Linked DNA regions of Homo sapiens: region 1 is linked to region 2. Evidence: read pairs that join two places in POLR2A ChIA-PET (ENCODE). Cell type or tissue: MCF 10A. All regions are shown on one strand. Each heading gives the region's core, and the rest is flanking DNA. Links, peaks and the distances in the headings are about the cores only.

The links. ChIA-PET counts read pairs that join two places held together with the same protein. Peaks named below come from ENCODE experiments on the same cell type or tissue, not always from the same donor. Only the 100,000 strongest peaks of a DNase experiment are listed, where the experiment ranks them.
Region 1: POLR2A ChIA-PET joins it to region 2 with 15 read pairs; 5 of 35 experiments call an interaction of 5 or more read pairs at or near these places.

What each region holds. Positions count from the first base shown.
Region 1 is chr15:92,863,468-92,874,208 of GRCh38, forward strand. No RefSeq gene overlaps it. Among named protein-coding and RNA genes, the nearest start is that of CHASERR, 14 kb to the right of the region's middle. In MCF 10A, for the core only: no CTCF peak of the experiment used is centred there; a DNase peak (open chromatin) is centred at 6,014.
Region 2 is chr15:92,912,876-92,923,616 of GRCh38, forward strand. All of the region lies in intron 2 of CHD2 (chromodomain helicase DNA binding protein 2), which reads left to right. Among named protein-coding and RNA genes, the nearest start is that of MIR3175, 14 kb to the left of the region's middle. RefSeq lists enhancers at 4,424-5,260, 8,607-9,806. In MCF 10A, for the core only: no CTCF peak of the experiment used is centred there; a DNase peak (open chromatin) is centred at 9,126.

The DNA of each region.
Region 1 (10,741 bases), core at 4,995-7,494, 52 kb before region 2:
AACTCCATCTCTGCTAAAAATTAAAAAATTAGCTGGGCATGGTGGTGCTTGCCTGTAGTCCCAGCTACTTAGGATGCTGAGTCATGAGAATCTCTAGAACCCAGGAGGCAGAAGTTGCAGTGAGCCGAGATCATGCCACTGCACTCCATCTAGCCTGGGTGACAGAGTGAGACTCCATCTCAAAAAAAAAAAAAAAAAAAAAAAGGCTGAATTTTAGCTGGGTGTGGTGGCTCACACCTGTAATCCCAGCACTTTGGGAGGCTGAGGCAGAAGGATCACGAGGTCAGGAGTTTGAGACCAGCCTGGCCAACATAGTGAAACCCTGTCTCTACTAAAGATACAAAAAATTAGGTGGACATGGTGGCAGGTGCCTGTAATCCCAGCTACTTGGGAGGCTGAGGCAGGAGAATCACTTGAATGCGGGAGGCAGAGGCTGCAGTGAGCTGAGATCATGCCACCATGCCACTGCACTCCAGCCCAGGCGACAGTGGGAGACTTCGTCTCAAAAAAAAAAAAAAAAAAAAAAAAGAAAAGAAAATGGAAAGAAGACGAAGAATGGCCTAAAATTAAAATTAATGACTGAAGTTTCTGTCTTAAGAACAATGTCAACCTAAGGAGGTATGTAGAAGGAAGAAAATAATAAGGATGGAGTAGTAATCAATGAAATAGAAAACAAACAAGAGAGACAATTAACAAAGTTAAATTTGGAACCTTGAGAAGATCAACAAAGTTGATAAAGCCCTGGCTAGACTGATCCATAAAATAGATGAGAAAATATAAATGAAAGATGTGTCATCAGTACAGATCCTACAGACATTAAAAGCATAGTAAGATTCAACTGAAAGAAGGGAGAGAGAGGGAGGGATGACTGAGTGGCTAACTTTGATTCATGTGCTGGCATAAAGTGGGGAAATATGACTGTCACTGAACAGTCTCCAAAGAGGCAGGATTTTCCCTATAGCAAATTCAAGTGAATGGATGCTTGAGTGGCCAATGCCTCAAATACCCACTACAGACATGCAAACTGGTAATGACATACACTGAAATAAGGTGAGAATAAAGGTATATACAAAGTGTATGTCTTTGACAACTGTGTTCTTTCACTCTTGAGACAGAGGGTAGGGAAAAAGCTGACCTCACGTTGGAGCAGGCAGTCTTTGTTTTAAAGACAATGTGTGCAGTGAGCTGTGATCACATCACTGCATTCAAGCCTGGGTGACACAGCAAGACCCTGTCTCCAAAAATAAAAATTAAAATTAAAAAAATAAAGGCAATGTGGAGCAGGCACTGACTGATGCAGGTACTTTGGACCATAATCACAAAGTATGTTACCTCAATGATGAGACAGAGTCTCACTCTGTCACCGAGGCTGAGTTTGCCTCACTGCAAACTCAGCCTCCTGGGTTCAAGCAATCTTCCTCTCAAGTAGCTGGGCTAACAAGCACGCACCGCCATGCCTGGCTAATTTTTGTATTTTTAGTACAGACGGGGTTTCACCATCTTGGTCAGGCTGTTCTTGGACTCCTGACCTCAAGTGATCTACCCGCCTCAGCCTCCCAAAGTGCTGGGATTACAGGTATGAGCCACTGTCCCCGGCCTCAGTGATCCTTTCATTTTGCATTGTATATGGCACCTGCTTATGAAAGCAGCAAAAACAAACCCCAAAATTCTAGGGTGAAAAAATATCAACACAGGAAAGTTGAAAAGAATTATATTACGCTCCACATATGCAGTTTAAAACTTTCTCCAAATATTAGAAAAGGTTTTGGAACCCTGGTTCATAAACTTTGAAAACCTTTGGTCATTTTAAATAAACCAAAGAAGCAAAACCAGATTGCCTCCAAAAGTAAACTTTTTACCATCGCTGATCTTAACTGCTACAACAACAAGAAAAGAAATACCTAAAATAGGTAACAAGAATAACACTGTTTTTTTTTTTTTTCTTTTTCTTTTGAGACGGAATTTTGTTCTGTCACCCAGGCTGGAGTGCGGTGGCTCAGTCTTGGCTCACTGCAAGCTCTGCCTCCCGGGTTCATGCCATTTTCCTGCTTCAGCCTCCCGAGTAGCTGGGACTACAGGTGCCCCCCACCATGCCCAGCTAATTTTTTTGTATTTTTAGTAGAGATGGGGTTTCACCGTGTTAGCCAGGATCGTCTCGATCTCCTGACCTTGTGATCTGCCCTCCTCGGCCTCCCAAAGTGCTGGGATTACAGGTGTGAGGCACCGCAAAGAATAACACTGCTTTAATGAAACACCAGTGAAATGTCACAAATAAATTACCTAATTGTGCAAGAAACAAGTAAATTAATGCTACAAGAAGGCTTTAGGAGGACCCTTAATTACCAGTCCACAATCTATACTTCATTTTATTAAATTTATGTATTAATTTTATTAATACATAAAATTATTTATTATTTTATTTTATTTTATTTTTTTTAGAGATGGAGTCTCACTCTGTCACCAAGAGTGATCTTGGCTCACTGGCATGATCTCGGCTCACTGCAACTTCTGTCTCAAGTGATTTTCCTGCCTCAGCCTCCTAAGTAGCTGGGATTATAGGCATGTGCTACCATACCTGGCTAATTTTTGTATTTTTAATAGAGATGGGGTTTCGCCATGTTGGCCATGCTGGTCTCGAATCCCTAACCTCAGGTGATGCACCCACCTCAGCCTCCCAAAGTGCTGGGATTACAGGCATGAGCCACCGTGCCCAGCCCACGATCTGTACTTTAAAACTTGATATGGTGTGAGTATAATGATTACACAAAAGTAATGCAATTGTTAAGAAACAAATGGAGGAGGTGTTGGCCCACTTAAAGTTATGCTTTTTTCCTGGGCAAAAGCCTACAATCTGGGAATAGTTAATTCAGGCCTAAAATACATCAGCTGAGCTCACTGGTCATATAAACTTTGTTTGTGTGTTTGTTTGTTTATTTGAGACAGAATCTCTCGGTGTCACCCAGGCTGGAGTGCAGTGGCATGATCTCGGCTCACTGCAGCCTTCACTTCCCAGGTTCAAGTGATTTTCCTGCCTCAGCCTTCTGAGTAGCTGGGATTACAGGCACCCATCACCACACCTGCCTAATTTTTGTATTTTTAGTAAAGACAGGGTTTCACCATGTTGACCCTGCTGGTCTCGAACTCCTGGCCTCAAATGATCTGCCCACCTCGGCCTCCTTTGTGAGCCAGTGCACCCGGCCAGGTCATAAAAACCTTGTAAAGGATATTGTGTTAGGCCATACTTGCCTTGCTATAAAGGAATACATGAGACTGGGTAATTTAGAAAGAAAAGAAGTTTAATTGGCTCACAGTTCTGCAGGCTGTACAATCATGGCACCAGCATCTGGCTGGCGTCTGGGGAGGCCTCAAGGAGCTTTTATTCATGGTGGAATGTGAAGCGGGAGTGGCCCCATCACAAGGTCAGAGCAGGAAGAAGAGGGAGAGTTGGGGGAGAGGTACCACACACTTCTAAACAACCAGATCTCCTGAGAACTCACTCACCATTGCAAGGACAGCACCAAATCATGAGAGATCCACCCCCATGATTCAATCACCTCCCACCAAGCCCCATCTCCAAAACTGGGGATTGCAATTCAACATGAGATTTAGAGGGTTCAGGATCTAAGAAATATATCAGCTATAATATAATCTCTCTCTCTCTCTCTCTCTCTCTCTCTCTCTTCGGGTATATATCCCATTTCTGTGTCCCAGAGAGGTGGAAGTAGTGGTCGGGGCCACTGTGCTAGCATAGACTTGCTCCAGCGTCAGTCAGTACCGTGGAGCTGCATAGATCTGGGTGTGTTGGTTGTCCCAGGGTTTCTGGTTTGTGAACGTTACCATCCTGTCTGATTCAGGAGCTCACAGATCAAGCTAGATTTGCTAATCCCTGCTCAAAGAGTGAGCTGGAAGAAAAACTATTGCTAATTATTATCTCCTTTTGCATATATAGCAAAATGTTCTTTTAAAAATGTTCTTTCCTACATTATCTCATTTGACCCTCATATTTAACTGCCCTGCAAAGAATGGGGCAGATATAATCATCCATATTGTGAGACTGGGAGAGTTGTGAAGGTGAGGCTCGGGGAGTCCAAGTCTCTAAGCTTGTAAATGGCAGAGCTGAAGTCAGAGCCAAAGCTCCTGGTTACCAGTCCCCTTTCTCAGATTCTATAGATACTAGCAGGGCTGGGGTTAGGATGAAGCAACTGAGGCACCAAAAAACTCAATAATCAAAACAAATAATATTTCCATGTAATATTTTTAAAGGTTAAAATAATGTCAATATATCTCTGATGAACAAAGTATCACATTTTAATTTTATTTATTTATTATTATTATTATTTTTTGAGATGGAGTCTCGCTCTGTAGCCCAGGCTGGAGTGCAATGGGGTGATCTCGGCTCACTGTAACCTCCGCCTCCTGGGTTCAAGTGATTCTCCTGCCTCAGCCTCCCGAGTAGCTGGGATTACAGGCGCGTGCCACCACGCCAGGCTAATTTTTGTATTTTTAGTACAGAAGGGATTTTGCCATGTTGGTCAGGTGGGTCTCAGACTCCTGACCTTGTGATCTGCCAGCCTCGGCCTCCCAAAGTGCTGGGATTACAGGCGTGAGCCACTGCGCCCGGCCTTACTTATATTTTTTGAGACAGGGTCTCACTCTGTCGTCCAGGGTGCAGCACCGTGGCGCAATCAGGGCTCACAGCAGCCTTGACCTCCTGGGCTCAAGTGATCCTCCTGCCTCAGATCTCCATGAATAGCTGGAACCACAGGTGCACACCACCAGGCTGGGATAAGTTTTTGTATTTTTAGTAGAGATGGGGTTTCGCCATGTTGGCCAGGCTGATCTCGAACACCTGGACCCAAGTGATCCGCCCGCCTTGGCCTCCCAAAGTGCTGAGATTACAGGTGTGAGCCACAGTGCACAGCCAAATATTTAAAATTAAAGACCCATGGCTTGCTTGTTTTGTGACCCTGCAATTTTTTTTTTTTTTTTTTTTTTTTGAGACAGAGTCTCGCTCCGTCACCCAGGCTGGAGTGCAGTGGCGCAGTCTCGGCTCACTGCAAGCTCCGCCTCCCGAGTTCACGCCATTCTCCTGCCTCAGCCTCTCCGAGTAGCTGGGACTTACAGGCGCTCGACACCACGCCCGGCTAATTTTTTTGTATTTTTAGTAGAGACGGGGTTTCACCGTGGTCTCGATCTTCTGACCTCGTGATCTGCCCGCCTCGGCCTCCCAAAGTGCTGGGATTACAAGCATGAGCCACCGCGCCCGGCCGTGACCCTGCAATATTTTGCAACAGGAACAGTCTTTTTCAATTGGCCTGTAGTTCCCAGGCCAGGCAGTCCATCTCATTTGCTGCCAAGTGGGTTTTTGATGGTTGACAATGGTGTACAAACAGATTGGACAATGTGGAGCTTTCTATATAATCTTTATTTTATTTTATTTTTTAAAAGAGATGGGGTCTCGCTCTGTCACTCAGGCTGGAGTGAAGTGGCATGATCATAGCTCACTGCACCTTCGAATTCTTGGGCTCAGGCGATCCTCCCAACTCAGCCCGGCAGTGCTGGGACTACAGGCACGTGCCTCTACACCTGGCTAATTTTTAAATGTTTTTTTTGTAGGGATGGGTCTCATTGTATTGCCCAGGTACTATCATAGTGCACCACAGCCTTGAACTGCTGGGTTCAAGTGATCCTCCACCTCAGCTTCCCATGTAGTTGGGACTACAGGGGCACGCCACCACGTGTGGCCATCTAGTCATGTATTTTGATGGGGTCAGAACAGGCTGGGGTCAGACAGCCAGGGAATGGCCGAGTCAGGTTTGGATCTCAAAGCTGATGGTGCCAAGGTCCTTGCGCTTGGCTTGTTGCTACCACTGTCTGTCTTCCTAGTGCCTACACCTAGTAAGGAGAAGGCACTTGTAAATGAATCACTGTACTGCAAACTGAAAATAGTAAGAGCCCAAGTAAAGTACCAAAGAGTTCTCAGGATTGAGATACTTCTGGTTGGCTGGTTAGGGGCTATTGCATAACATGCCAGCATTCCAGAGATTCTATCAGAGTGCCAACGGCAAAATCTACTTTTTCATCACTGACATACAGGGTGTATCCTGCTTTTTAGGAGCTCTCATAAATGGAAGCCTATATTTACATAAAAGCTACCTTAAATTGTGGTGATTTACTTTGGTGAAACCTTGTTAAAGCCCATTCAATATCAAGTTCTCCTAATCTACTTAATGGAATTTGATGTACAATTGGGTATTTTAATGTCCTGTTGGGTAATTTTGATACAGCAAACATTCCCTCAGTTATTTGAGCATCTACAGCTGTGCATTAGTAAACAAAATAAATCTAAGCCAAGGTTTCTACCTCCAGTAAAGCTAGGTTGAGTCTACTTAGGGAGATACAGTCCTTGTACTCAAATAGATAATAATTTATGATAAAAACCAACTTCTTAGAAATAGCATAGGCGTTAACTGGTAGAAATCCTAAGGAGGGAAAGTAATCACTTTGGAAGAGAGAAATCCAAACAGTTTGCATGAACTGGCCCTGTGGGATGGGCACAGAGCCGGAGATGTGAGCAGTGCACATTTGAGGGCTGTGGGGAGGGCTGTGCAAATGTGGGGGGCAGTCGTGTGCCAGACAGGCTGACAGGACAGTAACAGTCTGGCTGAGGCCAGAGTAGGTGATGCATTAAGCTGGCAAAACACCAACTTAACACTTAAAAGAGGCCTTAGTGCACGCAGCTAGTTGCAAACCGGTAAGACTTTTTTAGGGAGCCCTTCAAGGACAGCGCCTGGGAACCGTCTTCATGTAGAGAGTCAGAGGGAAACCAGAAGGCAAACAGGAAGATGAATGGAAAAGAAAGGGCTAAAGGTGTCAGAGGAAAGCTGGGACCATGCGGTGTCAGGAAGGACCAGGTACTGAGAGCTACAAGAGGTGAGAGGTTACTGTTAGGTGCAAGAGAAAGGTCAAAGAGGAGAGAAATATTTGAGATCGTCGGTGGCATTTTCAGCAGGGTGTGGCAGTGGGGTGGGGCTTCCACCTGATAGCCTGATAGTGTGGCTTCACAAAGATTGTACAGGACCATTTGTCTGATGTTGAACATGCTCTTGATCCTGAAGTCTTTGAGCCAACAGATAAAATACAACCCCATTCTAGTTTATCTCAGTAGCATGTGCCTTATAATAAAATCTGGAATATCTTAGGAAAGATACTTTGAAAACTAGCTACATTAACTGCTCTCAGGGAGGGGTACTGGATGGATGGAAAGAGAGATGAGAGGCTTTTCATTATATATCCTTTTGTACTTTTTGAATTTTGAACCAGGTGCTATTTAAAAAATTAAAAATTACAAGAAGTCAAAGAATAAAATACATGTGTGGTAAAAAAAAAATGAAATAGGAATAAATATTTAAGTGTACCATCTTCACAGGCTACTCCAGTGACAAATAAGGAAACAAGGAAACCCTTAGGCATTTTTCTTTTTTTCTTTATTTATCACGAGGTATCTGAAGGCAACCTGTATGCAATTTTTTTTTTTTTTTTTTTTTTTTTTTCTGTGAGATGGACTCTGGCTCTGTCACCCAGTCTGGAGTGCAGTGGCATGATCTCAGCTCACTGCAATCTTTGCCTCTTGGGTTCAAGCAATTCTTCTGCCTCAGCCTCCTGAGTAGCTGGGACTACAGGTGCATGCCACCATGGCCAGCTAATTTTTTTTTTTGTTTTTGAGACAGAGTCTCGCTCTTTTGCCCAGGCTGAAATGCAGTGGTGTGATCTCAGCTCACTGCAGCCTCCACCTCCCGGATTCAAGCAATTCTCCTGCCTCAGCCTCCCGAGTAGCTGGGACGACAGGCGTGTGCCACCACACCTGGCTAATTTTTGTATTTTTAGTAGAGACAGGGTTTCATCCTGTTGGCCAGGATGGTCTTGATCTCTTGACCTCGTGATTCGCCTGCCTCGGCCTCCCAAAGTGCTGGGATTACAGGTGTGAGCCACTGCGCCCAGCCTAATTTTTGTATTTTTAATAGAGATGGGGTTTCACCATGTTGTCCAGGCTGGTCTCAAACTCCTGACCTCAGGTGATCCACCTGCCTCAGCATCCCAAAGTGTTGGGATTATAGGTGTGAGCCACCGTGCCCAGCCATGCAATTTTTAATAACACAGTCTTACTGATGTATAATTGACAACAATTAGCTGCGCGTGTTTAAAGTGTACAATTTGATAAGTTCTGACATACATATCTGAGAAACCATCACCACGATCCAGACGGTGAACATAATCATTACCCTTGAAAATTTCCTCATGCCCTTTTGAAATCCCCTCCTTCCATCTCTTTCCCACTCTCGATCCCCAGGCACTGATCTGCTTTCTATTATTTTGCATTTTCTAGAATTTCATATAAATGGAATTGTAGAGAATGCACTGTTTTGTTTGGCTTATTTCACTCAGCAAAATTAGATCTGAGATTCATCCAGATTGCATGTATCAATATCTCATTAATTTTTATTGTTGAATAGTTTTGAATTTTATAGCGATACCATTTGGGTAAATACCTAGGATCAGGGTGATGCGGTAACTATACTTAACTGTATAAGAAACCGCCAAATATTTCCAAAGTAGCTGTGCCATTTTGCATTTTCATTGGCAAAGTACGAGAGTTCCACATCCTTACCAACACTTGGCATTGTCTTTTAAATTCTCAGCTGTCTCCTATGCATGTAGTGGTATCTTACTCTGATTTTACTTTTGTTTGTTTGTTTGTTTCTGAGACAGGGTCTCACTCTGTCGCCCAGGCTGGAGTCGACTGGCTCGATCTCGGCTCACTGCAACCTCCGCCTCCTGGATTCTCCTGCCTCAGCCTCCTGAGAAGCTCTGACTACAGGTGCCCACCACCACGCCCGGCTAGTTTTTGTATTTTTAGTAGAGACAGGGTTTCACCATATTGGTCAGGCTGGTCTCAAACTCCTGACCTCAGGCGGTCCACCCGCCTAGGCCTCCCAAACTGCTGGGATTACAGGCATGAGCCACTGCACCTGGCCATCAGTGTTTTCTTCTATGGCTCATATTCTCTCTGGTACTCTGCCCTGGTAACTCTAGCCACCTGGCCCTCCCTATGCTCCCAGATCTATCTCCTCCATTTAGGGAGAACACTGGTTCTGCCTGGGTTTCCCCTCCCAGCACTGAGGCCTGGAAATGCAATCCAGACAACACACGGGGGCAAAAAGAGTGCTTATGCCATTTGTTTTCTCTCAGGAATCACAGATCTCTGTTGCTTGTTGTCTAATGTCTTAAAAGCCTGTGTTTCTTGTATTTTTATTTTTATTTTTTTTTAGATGGAGTCTCGCTCTGTTGCCCACGCCAGAGTGCAGTGGTGCAATCTGGGCTCACTGCAACCTCTGCCTCCCGGGTTCAAGTGATTCTCCTGCCTCAGCCTCTTGAGTAGCTGGGATTACAGGTGGGTACCACCACACCTGGCCAATTTTTGTATTTAGTAGAGACAGGGTTTCACCATGTTGCCCAGGGTGGTCTTGAACTACTGACCTCAGGTGATCAGCCCTCCTTGGTCTCCCAAAGTTCTGGGATTACAGGTGTGAGCCACCGCACCTGGCCCATAATGTTTCTTTTTCTTTTCTTTCTTTCTTTTTTTTCTTTCTGAGACAGAGTCTCGCTCTATCGCCAGGCTGGAATGCAGTGGTGCAATCTCTGCTCACTGCAACCTCCGCTTCCTGGGCTCAGTTGATTCTCCTGCCTCAGCCTCCCAAGTAGCTAGGATTACAGGTGCCCCCCCACCATGCCTGGCTAATTTTTGTGTTTTTAGTAGAGATGGGGTTTCACGATATTGGTCAGGCTGGTCTCGAACTCTTGACTTCAGGGGATCCACCCACCTTGGCCTCCCAAAATGCTAGGATTATAGGCATGAGACACTGCACTCGGCCCTCTATTGTATTTTCTGCTTCTATGAGTTTGACTATTACAGATTTATAACATGAATGAAATCATGCAGTTTTTGTCGCTTTGTGACTGGTTTCTCTTAGGAAAATGTCTTCCAATTTCATCCTTATTGCCGTCAGTGGCAGGACTTCCTACCTTTTAAAGGACAAATAATATTTCATTTTACGTATATACACATCTTCTTTATCCATTCATCTGTCGATGGATATTTGGATTGTTTCCATATCTTGACTATTGTGAATAATGCTGCTGTGAACATGGGAGTGCAGATATCTCTTGGGGACACTGATTTTGATTCTTTTTTTTTTTTTTTTTTGAGATGGAGTTTCACTCTTGTGAAATGGCAATGATGTCGGCTCACAGCAACCTCCACCTCCCGGGTTCAAGCTATTCTCTTGCCTCAGCCTCCCGAGGAGCTGGGATTACAGGCATGTGCCACCACGCCCGGCAAATTTTTTGTATTTTTAGTAAAGACAGGGTTTCTCCATGTTGGTCACGCTGGTCTCGAACTCCCGACCTCAGGTGATCCGCCCACCTCGGCTTCCCAAGGTGTTGGGATTACAGGCCTGAGCCACAGCACCCGGCCTTTTCAATTCTTTTTTTCTTTTTTTTGAGACAGATTCTCACTCTGTTGACCAGGCTGGAGTGCAGTGGTGTGGTCTCGGCTCACTGCAACCTCCACCTCCTGGGTTCAAGCTATTCTCCTGCCTCAGCCTCCCAAGTAGCTGGGATTACAGGTGTCCACCACCAAGCCTGGCTAATTTTTGTATTTTTAGTAGAGATGGGGGTTTCA
Region 2 (10,741 bases), core at 7,679-10,178:
CTTCCATTTAGATGCAGGTTGGCATTCAAATAGAGGCAATATATGACTGGTGAATTGTAATTTCAAAGGAAAGCAGTAATGGATCAAACTCTTGCACTGTTCTCTTTCCCTTGCTTAAAAAAAAGTCTGTTCCCTCTGAATCTAGCTTTATATAGACGTTTAAATCCTTAAGTTTACTTGCTAAAAATCACCTGGGGTGCTTGTTCAACATATTCCCAGGCTTCTTGCTTGAAAGTTAAAAAATTCAGCAATTCTAGGGTTGTGTCCAAGAATCTGTATGTTGAACAGCAACCTCAGTTGATTCTTGTACTGAGGCAAGTTTGGGAATAAGGTCAGTGTGGGACGGGGTTTCGATCTTTTCTGTTCTGTTCTGCTGCTTTTTAGCTGTAGAATCTTGGGCAGGAGTGTCTGAGCCTGTTTCTTCATCTTTTAAAATAGAGTAAGGGTAGTACTTGTCTCTTAGGGAAGGAAGTTCAAATTAAATAAAATGATACTTCTAGGCAGTGGTCTTTAACTAGTGGCAGGTTTGTCCCCTTCCATTACCCTGGACATTTTTGCTTGTCACTCTGGGGGTGGGGGTGTTACTGGCCTCTAGTGGGTAGAGGCCAGAGATGCTCCCCAACATCCAAGAGTGTGTATGAGACAGCTCCCCACAATAACAAATTATCCAGCCTCAGGCATCTATAATGCCACCACTAGGCTGGGCACGGCGGTTCACGCCTGTAATCCCAGCACTTTGGGAGGCTGAGGTGGGATCCCTTGAGCTAGGAGTTCGAGACCAGCTTGGGCAATTTAGGGAGATGCCATTTCTACAAAAAATGTAAAAATTAGCCGGGTGTGGCAGTATGCACCTATAGTCCCAGCTATTTGGAAGGCTGAGGTGGGAGGATTGCTTGAGTCCAAGAGCTTGCGGCTGCAGTGAGCTGTGATCACATTACGTGCACTCCATCCTGGGCAACTGAGCAAGACCCTATCCAAAAAAAACAAAAACCCTATGATTGAGAAACCGTGCTTGCCTTGGTAAATGTTGGTTGTTAGTAATAAAGTTGAGTCCCTTTGCGGTTTCTTCTCTGGCCTGATCCAGGGACCCCTCTTACTCCCATGACGTTATGGGCATACGTTTCACATTTATTATTGGGATTGGTAATCAGATCTTTTAATCTCCTTTGAACTTTGGGAGTTGCTGAAAGCACCATATATTTTATAAAAGTCTAAAGTTTATAACCTAAACAATAGCTAACTAAAGACAAGACTCACAGGGCTGAAAGGAACTCTTGGTCAAATTGGTCCATCTGTCCTTAGGGCTTTAATGGGTGTAAATACATTGCCCGAGGTGGTTAAGTATTCTTTTGTTAATGAATTCTGGGGAGAACTCCCCTTGTAACTGCTTTTCACAGCTTGGTTATTTACAAAGACTTTTGATTTTACCTGAATAGAAAGCTTCTTTTGTCTTTTGTGTATTAGCACATTGCCAGATCCTGATTAGGTAGGTATTTGTGAAGTGCCTTAACTAATTTGTACCTTAACCAGGCTTCTTGCTAGAATACATGTTTCTCTAATGTATGCCTGGGTGCTAATAGTTTGGTGCTATGGAAACTACTTATATTTGGTTATTGGGGAGCAGAAGTAGTATGCATGATGAGGCTAAGGTGATGCCTGCCTGGCTTCAGCTGTGAATTTTAGAAATACACTGATTAAAGGTAAATTTTTTTTTCTGTCCTTACTGCTGGATTTCTTAATCTGGGAGGTACTTGATGGAATTTAGCCTTTTTATCCCTTGAAATTATAAGCAGCATTTTGTGTGCACTTTTTCTTATACATGTACCTTTTTCTGCTGTCAAAAGACAACATTTCAACACATTGAGTATAAAGATCTAATTGGATTTTATTATTGATTAACAAATTAGGTAGCACCCCATCTATAAAAAAATAGGTGCCCATTGGGCATGGTGGAACAATCGGTTTTTATAAGGTTGAGCAGGAACAGGAAAACAACATAGTACAAAAATGTGGGTTAACATCAGGTTACTTGAGGTTATTTTCCTTATAAGGGTTAAAGCAGAGGGAACTTCCTTATGCCAGCTCACACTGTCTGTCTGGGGATTTGGGTATCTTCTTTCCTGAAGGTAAGGTAAACAATTTAGAAGTTTAACATGAGTGACTCTATTTTGGTTTGGTCTGTTAGGGTCTAGGAGCTCGGTCCAAATTAGTGGCCTTCCATAGATTCTGTTTAACACTGGAAGGAGGGTCCGTAGTGTTGCGTGTGTTAGGGTGACTGCTGAGAGCACTGCTGAATCCTGGGGAGGGGCCTGCACCTTAGAACTGATCAGTTCTACAGTGTTAGAAACAGACCTCTTTTGTCAGAAATTAAGAATTCAGAAAAGTTCAAAGGATATAATTAAAGTTTTTTTTTTTTTGAGACAGAGTCTCGCTCTGTTGCCCAGGCTGGAGTGCAGTGGTGCGATCTCAGCTCACTGCAAGCTCCGCCTCCCGGGTTCACGCCATTCTGCTGCCTCAGCCTCCCGAGTAGCTGGGACTACAGGCATGTGTCACCATGCCCGGCTAACTTTTTGTATTTTTAGTAGAGACAGTGTTTCACCGTGTTAGCCAGGATGGTCTCCATCTGACCTTGTGATCTGCCTGCCTCGGCCTCCCAAAGTGCTGGGATTACAGGCGTGAGCCACCACGCCCGGCCTAATAAAGTTTTAAAATAAAAAAGTTAGACATAGCTAGGGTCACTTTTATGATTTTGGCATATAAAGAGTTGGCACTTATAAAATGTACATGGTTATGTAAATATGTTTTGTGTTTTAAAAATTTAATAGTTTTGAAATTTTCTTTTTGATATTGTGAAAGGAAAATAAATCTCGGTATCTCCAAATTACTAAGCCAAAGGGAAAAGTCAAGCTGGGAACTGTGTCAGGCAAACCTGCCTCCCATTTTTTTCCTAAATAAGATAGCTAGAAAAATAAAAATGCTACATACCTCCCTAACAATTTGCCCACAGGGAAATTCCTTGTGGACAAAGAACTCAAAGCCATCCCCTCTGTTCACCTAAGACAAATGCGTATCTGATTGCTTCCTCTGCCCTGTTGTTTTGCTAAGCCAGACTGAGGCATAAATGACTATGCCTCTACTCTCTTCTCACATGGAACTTGTGTATTCAGTGAAAGGCTAATCAAGAGACTTAAAAGAATGCAACTGTTTGTCTATTATCTACCTATGACCTGGAAGCCCCCTCCCCTGCTTCCAGTTGTCCGGCCTTTCCAGGCCAAACCAGTGTGCATCTTACACATATTGATGTCTCATGTCTCCCTAAAATGTGTGAAAACCAAGCTGTGCCCCATCACCCTGGGCACATACCATCAGGACCTCCTGAGGATGTGTCACGGGCACGTCCTTAACCTTGGCAAAATAAACTTTCTAAATTGATTGAGCTCTGTTTCAGATACTTTTGGGCTCACAGTATTTACAGACATAATTCAGCCCTAATCTAGCTGCTGCATTTAGTTGCATAGTGTGAATATTTCACATTTTACTTTTACATTTTCATAAATGGGTATATGGATTATTTAGGTTTTGTTATGAACAGAGCTCTGAATATTTATTTGCCTCGTCCTATACAAGTTTGATAATTTGTCTACGTTACATGCCCACAAATTGAATTACAGGATTCATACACTTTTTTATTTTTTTGAGTTGGAGTCTCACCCTGTTGCTCAGGCTGGAGTGCAATGGTGCAACCTCAGTTCACTGCAACCTCCAACTCCCACGTTCAAGCGATTCTCCTACCTTGGCCTCCCGAGTAACTGGGACTACAGGCGCGTGCCACCACGCCCAGCTAATTTTTGTATTTTTAGTAGAGACGGGGTTTCACCATGTGGTCCAGGATTGTCTCAGTCTCCTGACCTCCTAATCTGACCACCTCGGCCTCCCAAATTGCTGGGATTACAGGCATGAGCTACTGCTCCTGGCTGATTCGTATACATTTTAAGGGTTACTGGCTATTCTTACAATTATTTAATACTAAGAGACTTTAATTTCTGCAAAGCAGATGAGTGCAAAATAACCAGTTATAATGTTTCCCAAGTTAACAGAGGTTTAGTTATTTTTAAAAATGAGTTTATTGGCCATTTCAGTTTCTTCTCCGTAATTGCGTATCCATTTTCTTTGTGCAGTTTTTGGTTGGATTTTTGATAGGTAATTCTTCATATGTTGTGTATCTATATACTTTGTTATGTGTACATTGAAATTTTGTTTCCCAGTCCGTCTGGGAAACAAGTTACTTGTCTTTTAACCTTGTTTATAGTAATAACTTATTCTGAAGAAGCACAGGACTTGAACCAAAGGTGGAGAGTTTAAAGAACTACATCCAGTATTCTTTACCAATAAGAAATGTGTGGCCAGGCGCAGTGGCTCATGCCTGTAATCCTAGCACTTTGGGAGGCCAAGGCGGGCAGATTACCTGAGGTCCGGAGTTCAAGACCAGCCTGGCCGACATGGTGAAACCCTGTCTCTACTAAAAATACAAAACAATTAGCCAGGTGCAGTGGGGCATGCCTGTAATTCCAGCTACTCTGGAGACTGAGGCAGGAGAATCGCATGAACCCTGGAGGCGGAGGTTACGGTGAGCCGAGATCACGCCACTGCACTCCAGCCTGGGCTACAGAGCGCGACTTGGTCTCAAAAAACAAACAAGCAAAAAGAAAAAAAAGGTGTGACCAGTCAGTCTTCTTTGCTTTTCCATCTTAAGACACATAGAAGTGACTGAGAAGGAATAGTTATGCAATGACATCGGTTTAATAATCAGTTCAACTGAAGAATGTATGTAAATAAGGGCAGTGATACCTAACGCTGATAGTTGATAGTGTGGATTGCATAATTCAGACTGTGGGGTGATATCTTACACACGCACATACACACACACACTCTTGGGCTTTGTCTTCTTTATAGGTAAGGATTAGGAGAATTTTGACATATGCCTGACACAAAAGTGCTCCGTAAATATTAGCTATTGTATCACTGGCAGGAAGTTAGCCTGGAAATAAGTTTTATGGAATTCCAGTGTAGATTGCTTTGTGATTGTTTTGCCAGATTTTGCTTTCACCCACAAAAACACTAAGCTCTGCCAACCAGTTCGGCCATTTTGTAAGTTAGCAAAATAAACACTAAAGTGAAATGGCGGCTTTTGGGCGGGGCTCCCACAGGCTGGCTCCTTTTAAGTGGAATGTTGCTGTGCTGCCCTCTTGTGGCCATTTGGGAAACCGCGATTAAAAATGGAACAGTAAGTGTTAATGGCACTTCGTTTCAAAGTCCAGTTCCAAGAAGGTTAATCACTCCGTTTTTACCTACTTCAGAAAGTATTTTGAAGAGATACCAAATTCTTTTTATCCACAAGCAAAAGGAAGTGGTAAACCTTTTTCTCATCAGCATTTATTTTTGATTGGAATCTGAATTCCCAGTTTTGACTTGTTTTTTTATCTGTGTGTTGTATTTTCCTTTTAATTATTTGTTAAGTAAAAAATTATAAAAGTTGTTTGCAATTTAGATGTTGAATAATTTTCAGATAGTTGTTTTTCGTGAAGATTCTGTATATATGTTGGATAGTCATTCCTGAAAATCCAATGTTTAATTGCCCTGTAACTAGTAAGCCACTGGTAGTCAGCTAATTTTATTACTTTGTTATTTAGGTGAAGGCTTAAAGGACTCCACTCACTAACTCAGTTTGACCCTTTCTATTAGTCTTGTGGGCTTTCTGCCTCCTCTACTAAACCAGCACTAAAGCTACAGCTTAGTACTAATAGTATTTACTATTATAATTATTAGGTATTAATGGCAATTCTACATAGTCTTTTAGGAAATGTCGTTTTTTTAAGGGAATAATATGAATATATATATACGTATATATACACATGTACGCTATATATACACACATATATACACATATACATATATATACATACACACATATATATACATACATATATATATATATTTTTTGAGACAGAGTTTTGCTGTTGATGCTTGGGCTGGAGTGCAGTGGTGTGATCTCGGCTCACTGAAACGTCCACCTCCTGAGTTCAAGCGATTCTCCTGCCTCAGCCTCCAAAGTAGCTGGGATTACAGGTGCATGCCACCATACCTGGCTAATTGTTTTTTTAGTACAGGCTGGGTTTCACCGTGTTGGCCAGGCTGGTCTTGAACTCCTGACCTCAGGTGTTCCACCCGCCTGGGCCTCCCAGAGTGCTGGGATTACAGGCTTGAGCCACCATGCTCGGCCCATAATTACACTTTTTTTTTTTTTGAGACGGAGTCTGGCTGTGTCATCCAGGCTGGAGTGCAGTGGCACGATCTCATTTTCCATTTCCAGTTTATTTAGTGATTATTCCTCTTACGAGAAGTATGAAAATTAAGTAATGACTTTGTTAAGGCTTTTTTTTTTCTTCTTTAAGCAGTTCCCCTCATTAGTACTTGTATTCAGTCTTACATCTGATTCTGGTTCCAAAAACAATTTAAAAACACTTTTTTTTTTTTGGAGACGGAGTCTTGCTTTGTTGCCCAGGCTGGAGTGCAATGGCACGATTGCGGCTCACTGCAACCTCTGCCTCCTGGGTTCAAGTGATTCTTCTGCCTCAGCCTCCCGAGTAGCTGGGACTACAGGCACACTACCATGCCCAGCTAATTTTTTGTATTTGTAGTAGAGATGGGGTTTCACCGTGTTAGCCAGGATGGTCTCCCATCTCCTGACCTCATGATCTTCCCATCTCAGCCTCCCAAAGTGTTGGGATTACAGGCGTGAGCCACCGCGCCTGGCCTAAAAACACTTTTTAAAAACACTCATTCAAATCTTTGCTGGTTTTGTGTAGGGTGGGATGTACTTGCCGCCCTTGGTTTGGATTTGGCTCTCATGATTAGACTTACTTTAGACAATTAACTAGTTTAGACATTAAAAATACTTAAGGTATATAATGAAGTGCTGTGAATTCACTATTAAGCTTCACTACTAAGTTTCAGTCATAAAATGTCACTAGTATCATTCCCTGAGAGCATCTGCCTCCCTCAACCCCTAAAGGCAAATATAGTTGTGAACTTGGTGTTAATCTTTTCTTGGGTTTGATTTTCATTGTTGTTATTTTTGAAATTACACAAGTAATCCATGGAACTCACAAGTATACTTCAAATAACCCATCCCTAACAGAGTAAACCAGTGTTAGCAATGTGGTGATTAAAATGCATTTATACACATAGATATATGCTGACAGAAAAACGGCTTTTTTTTTTCCCCAGAAGGTATTGTTGTGTGCATTGTTACATTTCTAGGAATCACTCTCCTACACAAACTCAAAAACACATAGCTGCACAAGAAGATACGTAGAAAGAAAGATATTTATGGTTACAGTCAACAGTTTCCAAATACAAATACTCTACTCAGAAATATGGAAAGTGTATCAGAGATATTTGCAACTTATTGATTAAGTGAAAAATCTGAAAATAACCTAAATGTACCGTTAATAGGGGAATGTTATATAAAATGTAGTGAATTTATAGTATAAACCAGTTCAAAGGGAATGAGATGGGCATCCATATAGACATATCCTGATGCGGGCATTGGCATTCCATTACATCCTATCTGCAGTGCTTCCCACTTTTCAACACAGAACACTATAAACATTTCTAGTTGGGCTGTTCTAGTTATCTTCAGTAAACTAATGCTGCCTTTTGTGGGTCTCTAGTTGGTAAAGATTTTCAGTCTTTTTGTTGCTGTTGGAGTTTTCTGTTTCCTAGTAGTGTGTAGACCTGTTGTCTGTGACAGTTTTATTGGTGGTGATTGCCAAAACATGATTCTATTCTTAAACTTTTGTCTGGAGTTAAACATTATAGTAGTTGAAAAACTAAATACGTTATTTCAAAGGGGAGGCAAATTGCACATTCTAGCAAATGAATGTGCAATTGAATCCTTCTCTAATATACCAGGCACAAAGAACATCAAAGGAGATATGCTTAGTTTGCAAGTTTATTGGGGAGGTTGACAAGCGGCCAGATTACTCGATAGTATGGGACAAGTGGAGGCAAGGTAGTGTAGATGTTAACAGCTGCCGGAGCTTTGGAGTGAGTCTTTCTAGGTCAGCATGTGTGTCATTGCTAAAAGTATAGAGAGCCAGCAGGGCATGGTAATTGAAGCTCAGACTTGAGATGTGGCTGCCTGTTTTCCATCTCGGTGGTGGTAACTGCTGTGACATATGTCAGTATTGTGGAAGTATCTGATAGGTATTGAGCTTAGGATAGGAGACCAAAGGATGTTTTCTGGGAGAAGGTGATACCTAAGCCCACAAAATTAGAGAGGTATTTAATTTGCTGTGTCCGCAGTGGGTGCAGGAGCTAGAGGGGAGCAATGCTAGGTCTAGAGTCTGGAGCAGTGGGGGTGAGGGAAGAAATGATTAAGTCATGTGCCTTGAGAAATTGTCAGAGGCCAGGTTTTATAGGGCATGCTGAAATTGGATGTTATCAGTGACCAGAAGACCCGGATGCCTGGGAGGTGAACAAGCCTTCAGCTGCCTTTGCTATGGGAATACAGTTTCCAGGTACTGCCTTGCCTAACATCCCTTTCAAGTAGACTGCCCTTTCTATTAAATAAATCCCTTCCTTACTTACAAGGAAATTCTGGAGCTGTCTCTGTACCTGTCTGTCCATGAACAAATAGTGGAGGCAAAACTAATAAATTCCAGCTAGTGTCATGGATTGTGGGGTAACGACTCACTAATGGGTGTTAGCTGGGGAGAATTTTGTGTTAGAAGGGGAATCTCAGCTTGGATGTGATATGCTCAGATTTCCTGTTTGGGTAGGGCTTTGGCATTTATAGGGCACTGCTTTCATAGCTGCCATTAGATGTTCTTATGACACTACTGGTAGATGTCACATAGGTTGACACAAGTTAAAAGATGACACAGGCCTGAGGTGAGCTAGGACTGAAATGGAAGCTGCGATGCCAGAGCCCACAGCTTTTAAGTGTTCCTATCACTATCCAGCTCTCCTCTTCCTTTTTTCTTTCCTGTTGACAACCTGCCTGGTCACAGGTATAAAGTAAATGACTCAGATGCTTTAGTCACCTGGACTAGTCAGCTTGGACTGTGCAAGGGGTTAAGGAGTCAGTAATTGTAATGAGGTCTTGAAACTGTTGAGTCACTTGTTACAAGGAAGCCTGTTTTGGGACCTTGTGTAACAGGGATAAGAGTTAATAATGTTTTCTGAGTCTCTAATCTTTTGGCCCCCTATGGTAAAATAGAAAGAAATGAGCTTTAGATCCACACTTGGATTGGAATCCCGGCCCCTCACCCTCTTCCTCAATTTCTAGTTTTGTCCATTGGCCAAGTTACATAAAAGAGGTCAGTTTTTTTCGTCATTCATATGGTGATAATAATGCCTAATAGTATTGTCCTTGGGAATAAGCAAAATAATACATATAAAGTACTTAGCCTAGTGTCTGATACCTGTTAGGTGATCAGGAAGTTACATGGTTTTTCTCATCTTTCCCCACTTCCCAGTATTGAGAACCTCCCCTCGACCCCTGCTCTCCCATTTTTTCTCATTGCTTCCTCATGGTAACTGAAAGGCCTCCGTATTGTAATGTGCTGTGGATCGCATGGTGTTATTTGCAGCAGTCCCAGTTTGCAGTGTACTGCCCTGTGCACCTCTAGAAGATGCAGTGATGGTAAATATAGAACTTCCCCTTACCCTTTCAGGTTTTGTGCCACGTGTCTTATCTCCTGGCTTCTGAACTCAGGGACTTTTCTGTTAATGTTACTGTAGGTTCTGGGTTTTTCCTTGCCCCCCTCAGAGCAAAGATGGGTAGTTTTTAAGCAAGAGTAAACAGTCCACCTCTTGCTGTAGAGTCCATCCGTTTGAGGTCTTTTTGCTTCAGAGTATCTTCCCCTCTACCAGCATGCCCCTCAGTTGCTTTTTCACCATTAGAGGAAGATGAGGATATTGTTTTCTCTGTGCTTGAGATTGATACTCTATCACCCCTCAGTCTCTGTGGTTTCTGTTTTGTTCCTTTAGATGACATCTACCTACTTAGGTTGCTGCTCCCTATGGGATGTTTGGAATGAAGAAGGGAAGGGAGATGTGTGGAGGCCAGTAGCCGTCTTTATTGGGTTGGGTGTTCTCATTAGCATCAGAGTGCCCTTTTTGTTTACTTACTTCTGTTAAGTCTACCACTTCTGGATCTCACTGCAGATTATAAGGCAGGGCCTCTGGATTGAAGTTAATGTGTATAAATTTTTATAAAGCTCCTCAGATGAGCCTAATTTGCTCCTATTAGTGAGAACCACGATTGGATAATTGCAACCAGTTTGCATTCTTCCTCTTTGGGTGAGATGCTTTGTTTTTTTTGTTTTTGTTTTTTGGAGACAGGGTCTCACTGTGACACCCAGGCTGGAGTACAGTGGCGTAATCATGGCTCACTGCATCCTCGACTTCCTAGGCTCAAATGATCCTCCCACCTGAGTTTCCCGAGTAGCTGGGATCGCAGGCATGCACCATCATACCCAGCTAATTTAAACATTTTCTTGAAGAGATGGGTTTTGCATATTGTCCAGGCTGGTCTTGAACTCCTGGGCTCAAGCAATCTTCCTGCCTAGGCTTCCCAAAGTGTTGGGATTATAGGCTTGAGCCACTGTGTCCAGCTTGTTTTTTTTTTTTTTTTTTTTCTGGAGACCAAGTCTCGCTCTGTCTCTAGGCTGGA